Linked DNA regions of Mus musculus: region 2 is linked to region 1. A link is a loop called in an ENCODE intact Hi-C map of the cell type or tissue named here. Cell type or tissue: heart. All regions are shown on one strand.

Region 1 (8,000 bases):
AAGATGGAATGGCTCAGTTGCTACTTTCTGACAGAAAATGGGCTTAGAAGAATCTTCCTCCCTTGGGGGCCCTGTGATCCATCCAATAGTTGACTGTGAGCATCCACTTCTGTGTTTGCTAGGGGGACTTTTGGGATAGCATTGGAAATGTAATTGAGGAAAATACGTAATAAAAAAAAAAAACTTCCTCCCAGTGAAGCAAAGCACCTTACTCATCATATATGATTGCTTCTGTATGTTTTCTGTATGTTAAACTGCCCACCGGGGTGTGTGTAGACAGAAAGCCAAAAATGCCACCTATGCTGAAAAACCCAAGGTTTTCTTTCTTCCCTCTCCCTTTACAACCTATTTTCTTCTCTCTAGTTACTGCAGAGTCGTCCCCAAAAGGGATTTTGTAATTGTAACAAGCAGAGCCTCAAGTTTGCATTTAAATGATGGCTATAAGGATTCATGGTTTGCAGTTTTTATAGACTTGGGGTGCAAGGTTAGTGTTACATGAAGTGTGTAGCCTGCTCATCCTATAAGGTCTTTATAGAACAGATCCTGAGAGAACTGGGGTTGGATCAATTCACTCAAATTCCCAAGGGAGCGACAATGGTGTGATTGCAGTATGAGAACAGCTTTGATGCTATAGAGAGCATCCCCAGGCAGCTGAAGATACGGCTTAAAGTAGACAGGCAAAGACAACAGAGAGTAAGATGGCTGGACACAAGGAGATCAGCTGAGATCTACCTGACCAGCAGACTATGACACAGGAGACAACCAAGTCAAGCCTGTGGCCATCACTCCAGAATCATTACTAGGGCTTGCGTCTGGAGATACACCAGGTAGAATTCTGAGTTGTCCCAAGATGGGCATGGTGGGGACAGAGTTCAGCTGGATGGATCCTCCACTCTTCCCTTAAGTCACTCCAGTGAGTGTCATCAACATGGTGCACATGAAACCCGACTCCTCGACCATTCAACCTACTCACAAGCATCAGTTTCGCAAGTATGAATCCATGGGCCTCTGACCCCAAGCCCTTGACCACAGCTCAGCCATCCCTCGGTGGTACCTCAGGACAGTAAGTAGTCTGGGTGTAGCCCTGTAAGCACCGGAAGACTACCTGGCCCAGAAGCCACAGAGTAAGGGTGACCTCTGCTGGCTGTGAGTGACCACAGGAACCTGCTACCTGAACTGTTCCATAAGCCCCACCACCACTTAGCCACGTACACAGGTCCAGTGTCTTATGTGGATCTGTTTTCAGAGCTGTCAGTCTGACTGTCTGTCCATGTTTTTGGTAGGCTAGATTTTAAATTATCTCCATTTGATCCTCTTTACTCTGAATATAAAAATCTGGAGGCAGTCACAAGTTACTCAGTTTCCGATATCTCCTTTGCTTTTCTGCCTTTACACTGAGCACTTAACAATGCAGTCTCCCCTGGTCCCTGTTGTTGTTTTTCTGCCCCTGGTTGTTCCACTTTAGGCATATATTTCCTGGTCGTAATTAACTCAACGCCATACAAGTCTCCCAGAGGAACAAAGTAAGCTAAAGATTAGATGTGGCTATATCAAAACTCTTTATAAAGTGCACGTGAGACCTTCCATAAGGACAGGTTTTATAGATGAAGTGAGGAAAATAAGACTTATGATACGGTTGGGGAGATAAACCAGCCCAGTGTCCACCACACAGAGTGCGTGTGAGGGTCACCAGGCTATTTAGTAAATCTACTCCCAGCCTCCTGGGAAGTTATGCACCCTGCCCTGTGAAGGAACAATGCTGTGTGCTCAACATTCCAGGGTCCCCTAGTGCCGTGGTTCTCAACCTGTGGGTCATGACCTCTTCGGGGCTGCACGACCTTTTCATCGGGGACCCCTTATGACATCTGCCTATCAGATATTTACATTATGATTCATGACAGTAGCAAAGTTACAGCTTTGATGTAACAACAAAAATAATGTTATGGTTGGGGTCATTGCAATTAGGAACTGTAGTAAAGAGTGGAAGGGTTTGGACGGTTGGGACCCCCTGCCCTGGTGCTTGTCTGTGAACACACCAAGACCTCCCTGCCTTCTACAGCATCTGGTTTTATTCATTTCACCCACAGTCTGCCTCATCCCTTTTTAAGACTGCTACCTTTAGTGTATTTTATGGAAATGCCATCATTCTTTGCGCAATACCCTAGAGACTGGATAAACATGCTTACATTCTTTATGTTCTCCTGCTGCTGCCGGACAATGATGCGACAATGAACGTTGTTACAGTGGTCTGAAATCCCTGGCCTGCAATTTCAAGGCCCAAACAGCTTAGGAAACTGAACGTCTTTTCAAAATATTTAGCATACTCCTTGGCACTAAGCCTATCCAAGCTGGGAGGAGGCTGTTTATAGTTCTTATGCTGCTTTAATGTGAATTCGTGCGTCTTTTTTGCTGACATGCAACTGGCTTTGATTATAGGTTGTTGCCCCAACTCCCTCTAGGGCTGTTACCAACCATACTGTATTGTGTGCACCAGCTTATCTTTCCAAAGAACAAGCAACTTTCATTTTCAAAGCATATTTAGCACCAAGAGTTTCCAACAGGTGACAATAACCCTGTCACAGTGTATGTATTCGAGACCTATCTTTAGGGCAAATTGAGAAACGCTGACTTGCTAAAGGCACGTGTGCTTGAAACTTGTGATAGATGCTGTCAATGTGTTCTTCAAGAGTAACGACAGTCTCAGTAAACGCTAGCTTGGCATTCTGAACAGAATTCCAAATTAAGATACAGTGTAGCTTTTTATAAATGTGGCATAATAAAAATTAACTGAGTCTAAAACCAAGATAGCATGATAATTTTATTCAAATAGATGCTTGTTCAATCAACTGTTCATACATTCATCAAGAGCCCAGGAAATGGCAAGCACTGGTCAAACACTAGAAATATAGCCAGAAACAACCATGGAAGGTCTTGGCCCTGATCCTTTGGAAAAGTAAAGGACAATAAACATGAGAAATGAGCACAAGTGTTAGATAAATAAATGATTTTTAGGCAAAAGCTTCATTCTTTATTATATAGATAATAATATCTCTTCTTACCAAAGGTGAAAAATCAAACAAGAAATAGTAAGAGACATAAATACACAGCTTGACAGAAAAATAGGTAATTTTTTTTTAAAGCACCCTCTATCAATACAAGGAAGACAAGTTACTTAGCGCTGGTATACGTTTCTGAGAGCGGCAGCTTCAAATGTGGCTAGGAGCCTACAGAAGCAATGAAGCTATGCACTCGGGGCTCTTAAGTGCTGAGCCATCTCTTCAGACCTCAAATAAATATTTTGGTTTTTTTTTTTACAAAGTAAATAAGGATGATAGAACCCGAGGGATATGATGAAATTTTAGATTAAATAACTATCGAAGACCTTATTGAGGACTGAAGAAAACAAAACTGGAACAAAACAAACCAACCGAACAAAAGCCTCAGTTGACAAGTACCACAGCAGCATTCCAGCAGCATTCCAGCAGCATTCCAGCCTAGGGAATCAACTACAGAAAGAAGATGAGCCCCAAGGCCCTGAATTCAATACGCCCAAGCATGCAAAATAAATACATGAAAATAAATTAAGAATAACGTGAACCAAAATTTTAAAATTAAAACCAGAAATGGTCATAGAACAAGAAAAACGGACTGAGCACAGGAAAGAAACAGAAGGGTAAAACCACAAGAGAAATGAAGCCGGTGTAAAGGTGAGAAATACTGCTTCTAACAGAGCACTGCGGCCCTCCCACACAACACCTGCCTGAAGGCACCCGTGAACTCCGCACAAAACACAAAGGGAACAACAAGAGTGTTCCAAGGAGGAGATACGAGCTGGTGTGGTGTGAAGAAAAATTCACAGAACACTCATTCAAGCACAACAGATCCTGTACAATAAATAAAAGTCAAGAAATGCAATGCAGAAATAGGACTTAATATACCCTGACTATATTAACATCAAACTATGAAATCCCAACAGACTACACCTAGAAGCCAGTTCCAACTTTTAAAAGATTTATTCTTATGTGTTTTGTCTGCACAGATGCCTGGGCATCGGATGCACTTGTGGTACCCACCGAGGCCAGAAGAGGGCATCAGATCCCCTAGAACTGAAGTTAGAGATGTTTGTGAGCCACCACATGGTCCTAGGAATCAAACCTGGGTCCTTTGAAAGAGTAGCCAGTAGCCGGGCAGTGGTAGTGCATGCTTTTAGTCCCAGCACTTGGGAGGCAGAGGCAGGTGATTTTCTGAGTTCAAGGCCAGCCTGGTCTACAGAGTGCGTTCCAGGGCAGGCAGCCAGTGCTCTCAACCACTAAGTCATCTTCCCAGCCAGTATCAATCTTTTAAATCTCTAAAAATATGAGCATTGAATATTGCTTAATAATTCATAAAAGGAAACCTCAACATAAATTAATATAATGCCGGACAATGTCGGCACATGTGGGATGAGAATAGCATCTAGATAATTAAATGCTTATAAGTAAATGCTTATAGCAACAATTAAGAAAGATTTCCAAATATGGAACCTAAGTTTTAACTCAAGGAACTAGAAAAGTTTTACTTTAAGTCAAAGAAAACAAAAAGATAATTAAAACAAGTAGAGCTAATAATCTATATGGATAATATGTAAATAACTAGGAAAAAAATGAGGCAGAAACAAAGGTTCTTTGCAAATACCAGCAAACTGGAAAAGCTCCTGCCTTGCTGACCATGGGCAGATACTAGTATCAGGAATAAAACAGAGGGAATTCCCAATGAAGCCAGCAAAAAGTTAATAAAGACTTCTAAGAATAACTTGATGTTTATAACTTGACAACCCCAGAAAAGGGTGTTTTCTCCAAACTCACAAATAAGCAAAACCCAAGCTTTTTCTCAATCCACTCTCTCAAGGCAAGTTAAGGTTATGACTACCCAGCCGCAGGGACCCTAATCCTCCCCATACCACTGCAGAGCTCGGTACTGTCTCCTGGAAACAAGCACATGGGGAAGAGAAGGGGCCATCCTTCAGAAGGGCGGTGGCCTGCAGTGTCTGGGCCTCAGCATGCTGGCTTATTGATCTCTAAGGAACCTGATTCTCTACCAAAATGAGGAATTCTCATGGTTCACACAGAACACGGATCCTCAGGCAAGGCCGCGAAGAACAGAACAGGGGGGTGACAGCTTTGCTTTGCAGATGAGAAACATGAGTTCCCCCTGAGATGGAGCCTTTGCCAAGTGGGGGCTCACTCAGGATGAAGAATGAAAAACCACCCCTTGCTTCCCAGAGACAGAGGAGGGGCCCGTGGGTGTGGACTCATTCTCCTCTGTATCTTTACAAAAGAAAACGTAGTCAACAAAATTAGAGACACTCTAACCAGAAAGTTTTCATACCACAAGTTGTAGGGAGATTATATTTATGTATCTATCACTTTCTTACTTTTGTTCAGAATTTTATCCCGAGAGATAGGATGCCTTTATGATAAAAATGTCTTGCCATCTCTAGCGTTCTGATACTCAGGGATGGCTCTTAAGATTTATGGAGAAAAGGTTTGAAAAACTCATCATCTGACACATAAAAGTCAACTCTTCTGCTTCTACTGTGTACCGGATGGCGTCCTAGCAGTTTGTCAGGGTTTTTAAAATTTTTTTTTTGAAACATGAATATTTTCTTTTGCTCTAAGTTTAATTCCAGTGAAATATGATCATGACAATAAGCTGTTCATAATGAATACATCTATAGTATAGATGTTATTAAAGACCGAAAATAATGCTTGTGGCCCAAACACATTCACACCTTTCTCTTGAATACCTTTCTCTTGAAAATGACTACATGGACGGACCATGAATGAATAAGATTAGCCAAAGCAGCATATGAAGGAGAATGTAAAGAGAGTAAAAGAGGGGATCGTGGAGGAAAAACAAGAAGTAGAAGTCCTACCCAGTGGCATTGCCCCTCCGTGCTGAGACTAAAAGAAGCTTCAGGCTGTACTGTGTCCCCATCACACAAGTCAAAACTACTGGGCTCTAGGAGGCAGAAAGCGATCCAAGGATGCACCGCAGGAAACCTCTAGCAGTTCCAACAGGACACTGCTCTGGAGGGGTAAGTAGTTGGTCCCTCTACTTTGCCAGTCCTTTCTCACATGTGTGTGCACGCCTGCAAAAATGTGCACACACACAGTCTTGGAGATCACTGTGAAAGGTAGGAGGAGAGATCGTCATGGCTTATGGTTTACTGCAAATGTGTATCACCCAGCGAGATGGAAAGCCACGTGTGCCATGGCGTACAGGAGGTGCCCACGGGGTGCCCTGAGGAACGCCTACATCAGCTCGGGTGATCCGATTTCTGAACGGTGGTCCTGACACGCTTTTCCAGCTCCAGTAAGACCTCATAGAATTTTTCAGCAGTGTCTTCATCTATGTCCATCTGGAAAACAAGCACAGATAAAGATGACTGCAAAAGAAAAAACAAAACACAGTGCACTGGCGCAAAGGGAGGCGCCCACGCGTGTAAGAGAACTGGACGCTAGGAAGGGGCAGGAAGGGGCAGCTGGGAAACACCTGAGGACGGAAATGCTCATGCAAACTGGCATCCGCCAAATCTCCTGCTGCTTGCTTTGGCAGAGAGATACACAATGTCTTTCCTAGTCTAACTCCTAACCCAACCATGAGGGAAACGGGGAGTGCGGGGAATCACATCTCAATTCCTGTCCACACTCACCCGCTTCCAAAGTGCTCCTATGTGCATGAAACTGGAGATCCTGTCTTATATCACTATTATGTTGTATTCTTGTTCTTCCTAGAGAAAATCTTACTTCAACCGAACACAAGAACTATAAACAGGATCTCTTTGTTTCCTAATCAACGAGGAGCCTGAACCTCAAAAACCGGGCTCTTCCTAAAGGCTAGGGGTTAAGGAAACCTTCAACATTTTGGAAGTAACATTTCTCCTCATTTGATTCTTTTCACTATTTGGACTGAGACTGCAGATGTCACAGATCTCTCTGTCCAAGCTCACCTTTATTGAAATGTATCCCAGGAAAAATCTTCATTCTGGTTAGATTCGTCCTCAGCCCCTCTGCCTCTCACGCCCCCCCCCAACTCCTCCCTGCCCGCAAGGCTTTCGTATCATTTTGGTTTGTGTTGTGGCACACTGGGTTTAACAGAGGTGGTCCACACATGCATGGGTGTGGCGGCCTGCTGCAGCGTGGCAGGCTTCTCAGTGGATACACAACTGAAGACAATGACTGCCCTCCAACCCCAAGATTAGCAGTCACTACTTCCCTCAACCCTTTAACAGAGGGCAAAGCTGATTTCCACAAATGAATCAAAGGCTAAAGTATTCTCTTCAATGTGCCTCACAGAATATTAATGAAATGCTTGGGTTTGTGGAATTAAACATTTTCTTCCCACTGATAGGTTAATTGTTCCCTGTAAGGTTATAAGTTTAAATAAACTCTAAAAGCCCCAAAGGGAGCTTAATAATTTATAACAGAGTTTCTAAACTGAATCACTTTTATATATTAAGGATTATAAATTAACACAAACTTGAGTTTTGTTTTGTTTTGTTTTTTTTAAAAAGATATGCAGGGCAGTGCGTATCTTCAATCCCAGTACTCAGGAGGCAGAGGCAGGCAGATCTCTGTGATCTGCCTCTGTAGGTGAACCTGGTATATAACTAGTCTGTGCTGATTAATTGCTTGTCATTTGACACAACTGTCATTTTGGAAGAGGTAACATGCATGAACTGAGAGAAATGCTCCCACCAGACTGGCCTGTGGCTCATTTTCTTGGTTGATGAGTGATGTGGGAGGACTCAGCTCAAGGTGGGCAGCTCCAGCCCCCCGGGATGACGCTCCTGGGGCTATCTATCAGGAAGCAAATGAACCAGCCAGTGGGAGCAAGCCAAAACGAAGCGCTCCTTCACGGCTTCTGCTTCGGTGCCAGGCTCCAGGTTCCCCTTTTGCATTCCGGCCCTAACTTTCCTCACTGATGGACTGTGATGTGGAAGTGTAACATGAAATAAC
Region 2 (8,000 bases), 190 kb after region 1:
CTGGCACTTGCTGGCCAGCCAGAGTAGCTAACTGACTAGTCCCCGGTCTCAACATACATCTGCATGCACACACACACACACACACACACACACACACGGTCTGAGAATAGGTACACCATTTACTTAGTATGCATAACACCTCAAGTTCCCAAACCTCTAAAATAAAAGATTCAAACTAGCAGCCTCAAAATGGTATCTGTGAAAAATAGCTACCTATTCACCTCTAGAGACAGCAGAAGGTTTGGAAGGTTTTCAAAAGGTACCACCTTCCATCCTCTCTATCTTTCTTCCCCATCTGCCAGCCGTCTGGAAACTCTATATTCTAGAGTTGTCTTTTATTTGACCTGACTCAGGTTTCACCCAGTAGGAAACAGTATCTTTAGGTTGTTTATCAAAAGTATGCAGTGGCAACGGTGTAACACGGCAGTGGCCTATGGCACACCAAAGCAAGCAAGGAGCTGGCCAAGATGATTTAAAGAGAAAATTAGATTTCCTACATGAACTTTGCAAAGTTCCCCAGTACATTCTTAGGGATCTAAAAGACTCAAACTAAGCCCATAAGTATGCCTATAAGTGGCTAAGAAAGGTATATTTTCTCAACTCTGGCTAACAATAAGATACTGGGCAAACAAAAATTGAGAAAAAAAGAAGCTGACTAGAGGCTGGAGAGATGGCTCAGTGGTTAAGAGCACTGACTGTTCCTCCAGAGGTCCTGAGGTCCTGAGTTCAATTCTCAGCAACCACATGATGGCTCACAACCATCTGTAATAAGATCTGAAGCCCTCTTCTGGTGTGTTTGAAGACAGCTACAGTGTACTCACATAAATTAAATAAATAAATACATCTGAAAGAGAGAGAAAGAAAGAAAGAAAGAAAGAAAGAAAGAAAGAAAGAAAGAAAGAAAGAAAGAAAGAAAGAAAGAAAGACAGACAGACAGAAAGAGAGAGAGAGAGAGAGAGAAGAAGGGAGGGAGGGAGGAAGGAAGGAAGGAAGGAAGGAAGGAAGGAAGGAAGGAAGGAAGGAAGGAAGGAAGGAAGGAAGGAAGGAAACTGACTAGTGTGTTGAGAATGTACCCTGGCACTCACATAGAATCTGTCAGCAGAAAGCAGAAAAACAACATTTGGTTTAAAATATCTAAAAAAGTTTCTCTTATAGCTGGCCACTAAGTACAACTAACGGAAACATTAGTGTTCACCCATGCAAAACATGAAGACTATTAAGTCAGTAACAATGAGGAAAAAAGAAATGTGATTTTCAGAGTCACTATGCTGTGCTATTTTAATTATCTAGTAGTTTTTAAATGACTTACACAAGACCAAGAAAATTAGTCTATGTAAGAGGGAAAAAAAGTAGTTGATAAAAATAGATCCTGGGGAAACCCTAATGCAGGCTTACTAGTAAAAGGCTTTAAAGCAGACATCATAAATCTTTTCTAAGAAATAAAAAAAAAACTCAGTGCAAATAGTTAAGAGCAAGCCTGAGAACGATGTCTTATAAATAAGAAATTGCTAATTTTAAAGAACTAAGCAAAATCTTAGAGATGAACGGTACTATAAATAACCAAAATTAAAATTCCATAGATGAGAAAACTTGGTTGGTAAAGTGTTTGTACAAAGTGTGAAGACTCGAATTCGATCCCCAGAACCTATCTGAAGAGGTGCAGGGCATAAATCTAGACACTGTAACTGAAGAAACCACACAGTTTGGTTGCAGGACACAAAGGAGTCAAAGTGAGATTGACCAGGAAACCTTTTCCCCTGCTGGCTTTCCGAGTGCCAGGAGGGGCTAGGCAGACAGCAGAGGGAGAAAGACATCCGTGGTCTTCCTCAGCACAGGACCGTGCAGGCTACAATACCGGCCTGCTTAGGTGAGATGTGTACACGGATGCAATTGTAGTTTGACAGTTACAGAGTCACCAATCCCTTTCTGATCCACAAGAAAAAAGGATTCATCCCCAGTACTGTATCCTGGTCAAAAACTCATAGCTGTGAAGACAATATGCCCTAGATATGGGGAGACTACATGACCTAAATACTCGCTTTCATACCCACAGACCTGGGCTACTCTCAGTCTTGGTCAGAGAAGGTTTTGATTTTTGTTGTGGTAGCTGGCAGCCATAAACGCAGACACTTAAAACTAGTCGACGGGCTAAGAATAGAGGACTGCTAGTGCTTGGCTCTCAATGAGACGTCCATATCACCTATGCGCCCAAGGCTCGGGGAACACTGCGGAAGAAAAGGTGGAAGGGATGTAAGAGTGGACAGGAGTGCTTTGAGATGTCTTCCGGACATGACGTAGCAGTTGCACACGTGAACTCCATTAGCTATGTTTGTCTGCACAGGCTCAAGGCAGTCAAAACTCCACCAGGGATGGGGAAAACAAGGCCCCCCGCCCCTAGCTGAGAAGCCATTGGCTACTGCTGGCTGCTGGCAGAGGGAGAGTGGTTTTCCTTTGTTTATATGGCCGCTGGTAAGTTGCTCCAGTGGATAGCCTCATACCTGGGTACATATGGACAATAATAATTATACTCAATGGTGTATGTATGTGTATATGTATGTGTATGTATATATATATATATATATATATGTATATGTATACACACACATACATATATACATATGTATATATATGAATGAAAAGGTCATAAAGTTGGAAATGGAACATACCAAGTGGCCACCCACAGGGAGTCAGAGGAAGTAAATAAAGGTGGTATGGTGCTGCCCAGATTCAGGGTGGATATTTTGTTTATGGTTTTGTTTGTTTGTTTGTTTGTCTTTGTTTTTTTAAACTTCTCTGGAAATGTCCTCTCTTGGTCAAGGTGTGTCTCCTAGGTAACTCCAAAATCCAATCACATTGACAATGGCGACTATCCACCACAAGTCCATATATATTAAGCCTTTTAAGCCCGAGAGCTGGCTCAGAGAAATACCCCTGCTAAGCAGAGAACAATTCCCTGGGTAGGGTTAGGACCAGGATGCCACCTATCCTAGCTTGCGGGGATGAGGCTCAGGGCTCCAAAGAGGAGGATGGTTGGAAAGATGTGTAAGACACACAGGAAAGTGGTCAGTTATTTCTGGAGAACCGGACTTTGGAAAAGTTGAACTTGGTTGAGGCAAAAAATTGGAATTTCTTATATCATGATTTAATTGTCTAGATGCAAGAAAATGATCCATTCAATTAAATGATAAGTTATAATTAACTTTTAATGAATTTACTAATTCTTTTTTTTGGGGGGGGTGTCGGTCTTCAAACCTAGGGCTATGCAGTCCAGGCACTCTACCACTGAGCTACACCACCCCCCTGCACCCTCTTTTGAAAAGGGTTTTTGTTGAAATGGAATATAGAAAAGATATATTGAAAAAGAAACCTCACCAATTTGTAGAATCCTTGCTATTGCTATTTCTGTCTGTCATAAGCTCTGTCTCGTCCTTCATCTTCACCTATCATCTCTGCCATTTAAACCACACTTAGGCTTGAATTAATCTTAGTAAGCAGTTGGCGCCTAAATCCTGACCCCAGCTCAGATCTAGCATGTAGTCTGAACTGTTACTACCTAGATGCACATCCTTAAGGGAGTGGCTTCTTTTGGAACTCAGTTACTTATATGTAAAATGAATCATTCAAACTAAGTACTCTGGTCTGCTGCAAGTGGGAAGAATAACAGAAAGACACACCTGTAGCGTCAGGGGCAAGATGGTTGGGCTAGGAAGGAAGCTCTGGGAGGATGCATAATGACATTCATTGCTGCAAAGCCAGAGCTCCTGAACCAAGGCTGAGTTGCTACTTCATCCCAGCCTTTGTTCATACTGCCCTCTGCTGCTCAGACATAACCCTTCCACAAAAGCCACAAAGAACTGTGGCCTGCCAAGACGAGGCCTCGGGGACAGCTGACTCACAGGAAGTAGTCTATAGTACAGTCAGAAGACGTGAGGAACCAAGTCTGCCAAAAATATTCTGCTTCAGGGCTTCGACTATTACCCTCATATTTTATGTCTCTTCATGGCAGCGTTTCATGTATTTCAGGCTCACTCCAAACTCACTATGAATTTAAGCTCCTTCTGCCTCCATTTGTCAGGGGCTGCAATTACAGTTGTGCACACCATCCTGGGTCTGATACCCTCAAAATCCTAACCTCGAGTTTTCTTTATACTAGGCCTCCTAACAGCTTGGCATATTAGAGCTAGGTTAAGTCCTGAGGGAAAGGACAATGGCAACTACATTGTAGAGGATTTCAGAAGGCTATGGGAGGTGGGGGGAGTCCCTATCCACAGATGTGTCCAATCTTTTTGTGACATGATGTTGTCACCTAAGTTCATACTTAAGAACTAAACAGTCAAGTAACGATCCCTCTCCCGATAGCTTTTGACCAATAATGCTGATTGTAATAGTACTCTGAGCATCTCCACTTGAATATGCTTATCTGTGAGAATGGGTTCTCAAGTGTCTTCTCTTCTAGGGTTTGACTTTCCATCTCCTATATGTGAGTTATCAAGATTTCTATTGCATTTCCCAATTGCTCAATGAATAGGGTTGGATGGGATCTTGTGCTCTCAGGCCCTCTTCTACTATGACATTCTGACTTGTGCCAGATTCAGGCTGCCAAATGCTCGCCTCTTCAGGATGTCTTTTATGAGCAGATAAACATGTTCAAAGAATGTAGGAATCTTTCCCTTGAAACAATTAGATTTGCCTAAATATAGTCCTGTTCTCTCAAATGTTAAGTATTCCCAGAAGTGCCCTGCTGCCACACATACTCACACATACATACTCACACACATATGCACACACATACACACATGCACACTCACATACACACACACCTACCTTCCAGATAACAAGAAAATGTCACCCAGGCCCAGGAACAATTGATTGGTCTTCGGCTGATGTTGCATAACCTTGTCAAGATCCTCATTACTTCACAGTAGCCCAAGTATGGCTCTGCCTTCAGTCATCTGGTCCTCTCTCTTCTTGTGCTATGAGGCCAAAGTTTGCCAACTTGCCTCTTCCTTGAACTATTGATGGTGACAGTCACAAAAAACAATTGATTCTTAGCCTTTCCATTTCCTCTTCAGCACAAAGAACTTAAACCTTGTAAAAACACAACTGTTTCTGTCTGTTCCTCTCTCCAACACTTTAGCTTGTGCTCAACATTTTCAGAATGCTGTTTGGATTGGACCATGTGACAAGACTGTAGAGCCAGAAGACTTGGATTTTAATCCCTACTCTTCCATATCCTAGTAATGAAATTTTAAGTTACTTAAGCCCCATCTTTGACCAATGAATTATATCTTGAAACAAAACTGCATGAGGTATAAAATGTTCTTCTTGAGGCAGAACTTCGAAAAATAACAAATCTTAACTGTTCAGTTTTAGGATTTTTTTTTTCCTTTAAATGGCTCCATGACCACTGCCCAAGTTCAGAGTATTTGAAAACCCTGGCAAATGCCTGTGCTCCTTGCTCGGTTGCCATCCCTCCTATAGGACTTTGTTATTCTATTTTCCTACTATGAATTCATTTCTGCCAGTTCTTAATCACTGCCTATTTGGAATAACGTCATTGTTACAAGGTGAAGATTTCTCCGCAGTTCTCTTCTCAAATGAAAAAGCCTCCTGAGAGGCTCTGCCAGTGCCTGGCAAATACAGAAGTGGATGCTCACAGTCATCTATTGGATGGAACACAGGGCCCCCAATGGAGAAGCTAGAGAAAGAAGCCAAGGAGCTGATGGGGTCTGCAACTCTATAGGTGGAACAACAATATGAATTAGTATCCCCCAGAGCTCTTGTCTCTAGCTGTATATGTAGCAGAGGATGGCCTAGTCAGTCATCAATGGGAGGAGAGGCCCTTGGTCTTGTAAAGGTTCTATGCTCCAATATAGGGGAATGCCAGGGCCAGGAAGCAGGAGTGGGTTGGTTGGGGAGCAGAGGGAGGGGGAAGAGTATAGGGGATTTTTGGAGAGGAAACTAGGAAAGAGGATAACATTTGAAATGTAAATAAAGAAAATATCTAATAAAGAAAAAGTTCTCAACATAAATTTAGCCTAGTAGTGAGAGTACATGCTGGAGACTCGGGCAGGCTGGCACAGGCACTAGCCTCCCCTCCCACTCACTTCTGCGTTATGAACTTTTTTATGTTCATGACTATTTTAGTGGGTGGCATACATTTATTTTGTTAGAACTTAGTGATCTAAAGGCAGTCTATTAAGCATCTATATTCCCACAGTGATGAGATGTTAATTTTGTGTCAGTTTCCTTAGGCTAAGAAAATACCAGAGAGCTGGGATACCATTCTTTCCCAGGGGGTCTCTAAGGATGCTTGGGGAGGAAGGGGGAGGGGGATGGAAGACATCAGCATATGAAACCCTAAATCAGTGTACTGTAAAGATCAGCCTTATTCATGTGGGAACTACTACTGAGGGCCTGTGGAGGCAAAAAAGGTGGGAGAAGTATGCATGTGCTGTTTGAGCTGGGACAACCATCTTCTTTGTTTTATGACCCTGGCATCTTCTGGATGGCTGGGATGTACACTATTAGTTCTCTACCTTGACAATGGACTAGAATTATACCACTGACTTTTTCAGACTTCAAGCTTATAATCATGAGGTCACAGAACTTAGCTTCTACAACCTTATGAGCCAATCTGTCCAGAGAAATGTCTATATAACTCTATCTGCCTGTCAACCTCCTTAGGAGCCATTTCCCTGGAGAACCCTAACACAATAGAGTTCTCGAGCACTCTTGCTGCCAAACTCCAGTCAACGGGATCACTGTTTGCTCCTGTTTAACGTCCTTCTTAGCATTAAATTATCTTTATTATGAATGTTTTTCAATGAAAACTATTAAGGAAAGAACTGTTGTACCTTTTATGTCTCCAGAATGCTGGCTATGACCTCACTCCCTTAAGGATCACTTCTCAATGTGCATTTCCTAAAACCTGGAGCTGCAGAGAAGTGAACAAGAATTCCTGGAAAGAAACTGTGCAGCAGAGCTGATTGTCTAGTTAGAACTTCAGTGGTGTGGAAGGGTTGATGTTGCAGGTCCAGAGCCTAATTATAGTTTATTCTGGGCTATCTTTTTAGCCCCCTTGATGGCCATTCTAGTCCACCTGTTTCAGGACTAACATCCTGTGACTAACAGTTTAAAAACAAACAAACAAACACACAAACAAACAAACAAAAAATCTTTTGGAATGTATTAACTAACAAAACTCTACTCTTCCAGCCAAGAGGCTAAGAGTTATCAGACAGCATAAGGCTTATAACTGAGATTTCTCTGATTTTAAACTTCAGTATATTTGAAAAGCACTTTGATTTACAACTTTTTTTTGTTTTACAATAAAGACTTCAAAAATACTTCCACATTGGAACATGGAATTTGGGGTAACCTAACTTTGTGTTCCCGGGCTACAATCACTCATATTTGACTCCAGAATAAATGATCTCTTAGGACCTTTGAGGTAAACATTGTGGTTTTGCGACACCAGAGACTGAATTGCAAAAGCACCCGTCTCGGGCAGTAGAAAAACAGACTGGAAAACTAACCAAATGGCTGTAGATTATATTCCTCATAGATTATACACGGTGTCTCTCACCTCTTCTCCAGATCAGACTTGGCAGTCATCAAGAGGAAATGCTAAGATAATCTAGAACTAGAAATAAAATCTCCCATCATGAAAAGCCTCCAAACCTGGGGATGGAGGTGGGGATCGACACGCCTTTTGTTCATCTTCCAGTGGAAGCAATGGAACACACCTGAGGGCCTGCACATGTGCACGGTGGCTGCCAATCAAATATTCATAGTGTGATCTGAGTGGACTCTATTAATTCTCTCATAAAATCTCCACTGTGGCCAAATGACTTCGGTTCCTCTTTTGGAAACACTATCCAGTCCTGAATGTGGATAACGTTGGGGCAGGACTTAATGAGAACTGCCTGTGGCATACGTGCTTCTCCTCACACTGTCATGGCCTCCGGGCTCTCTCCTTACTTGAGATTCTCTTTGCT

Evidence for each region. Peaks named below come from ENCODE experiments on the same cell type or tissue, not always from the same donor. Only the 100,000 strongest peaks of a DNase experiment are listed, where the experiment ranks them.
Region 2: a loop joins it to region 1, with 4 times the contacts of the local background. A loop is called at or near these places in 37 of 42 quality-filtered maps.

Annotation. Positions count from the first base shown.
Region 1 is chr1:169,946,735-169,954,734 of GRCm38, forward strand. It overlaps Hsd17b7 (hydroxysteroid (17-beta) dehydrogenase 7), which reads right to left. Exons shown (of 9, transcript NM_010476.3): 9 at 2,803-6,400. The coding sequence ends at 6,299. Among named protein-coding and RNA genes, the nearest start is that of Hsd17b7, 18 kb to the right of the region's middle. In heart, CTCF peaks have their summits at 1,113 (motif pointing left) and 4,089 (motif pointing right); no DNase peak of the experiment used is centred here; H3K27ac peaks cover 320 bases.
Region 2 is chr1:170,132,732-170,140,731 of GRCm38, forward strand. No RefSeq gene overlaps it. Among named protein-coding and RNA genes, the nearest start is that of Uap1, 38 kb to the right of the region's middle. In heart, a CTCF peak has its summit at 3,815 (motif pointing left); a DNase peak (open chromatin) is centred at 3,850; H3K27ac peaks cover 412 bases.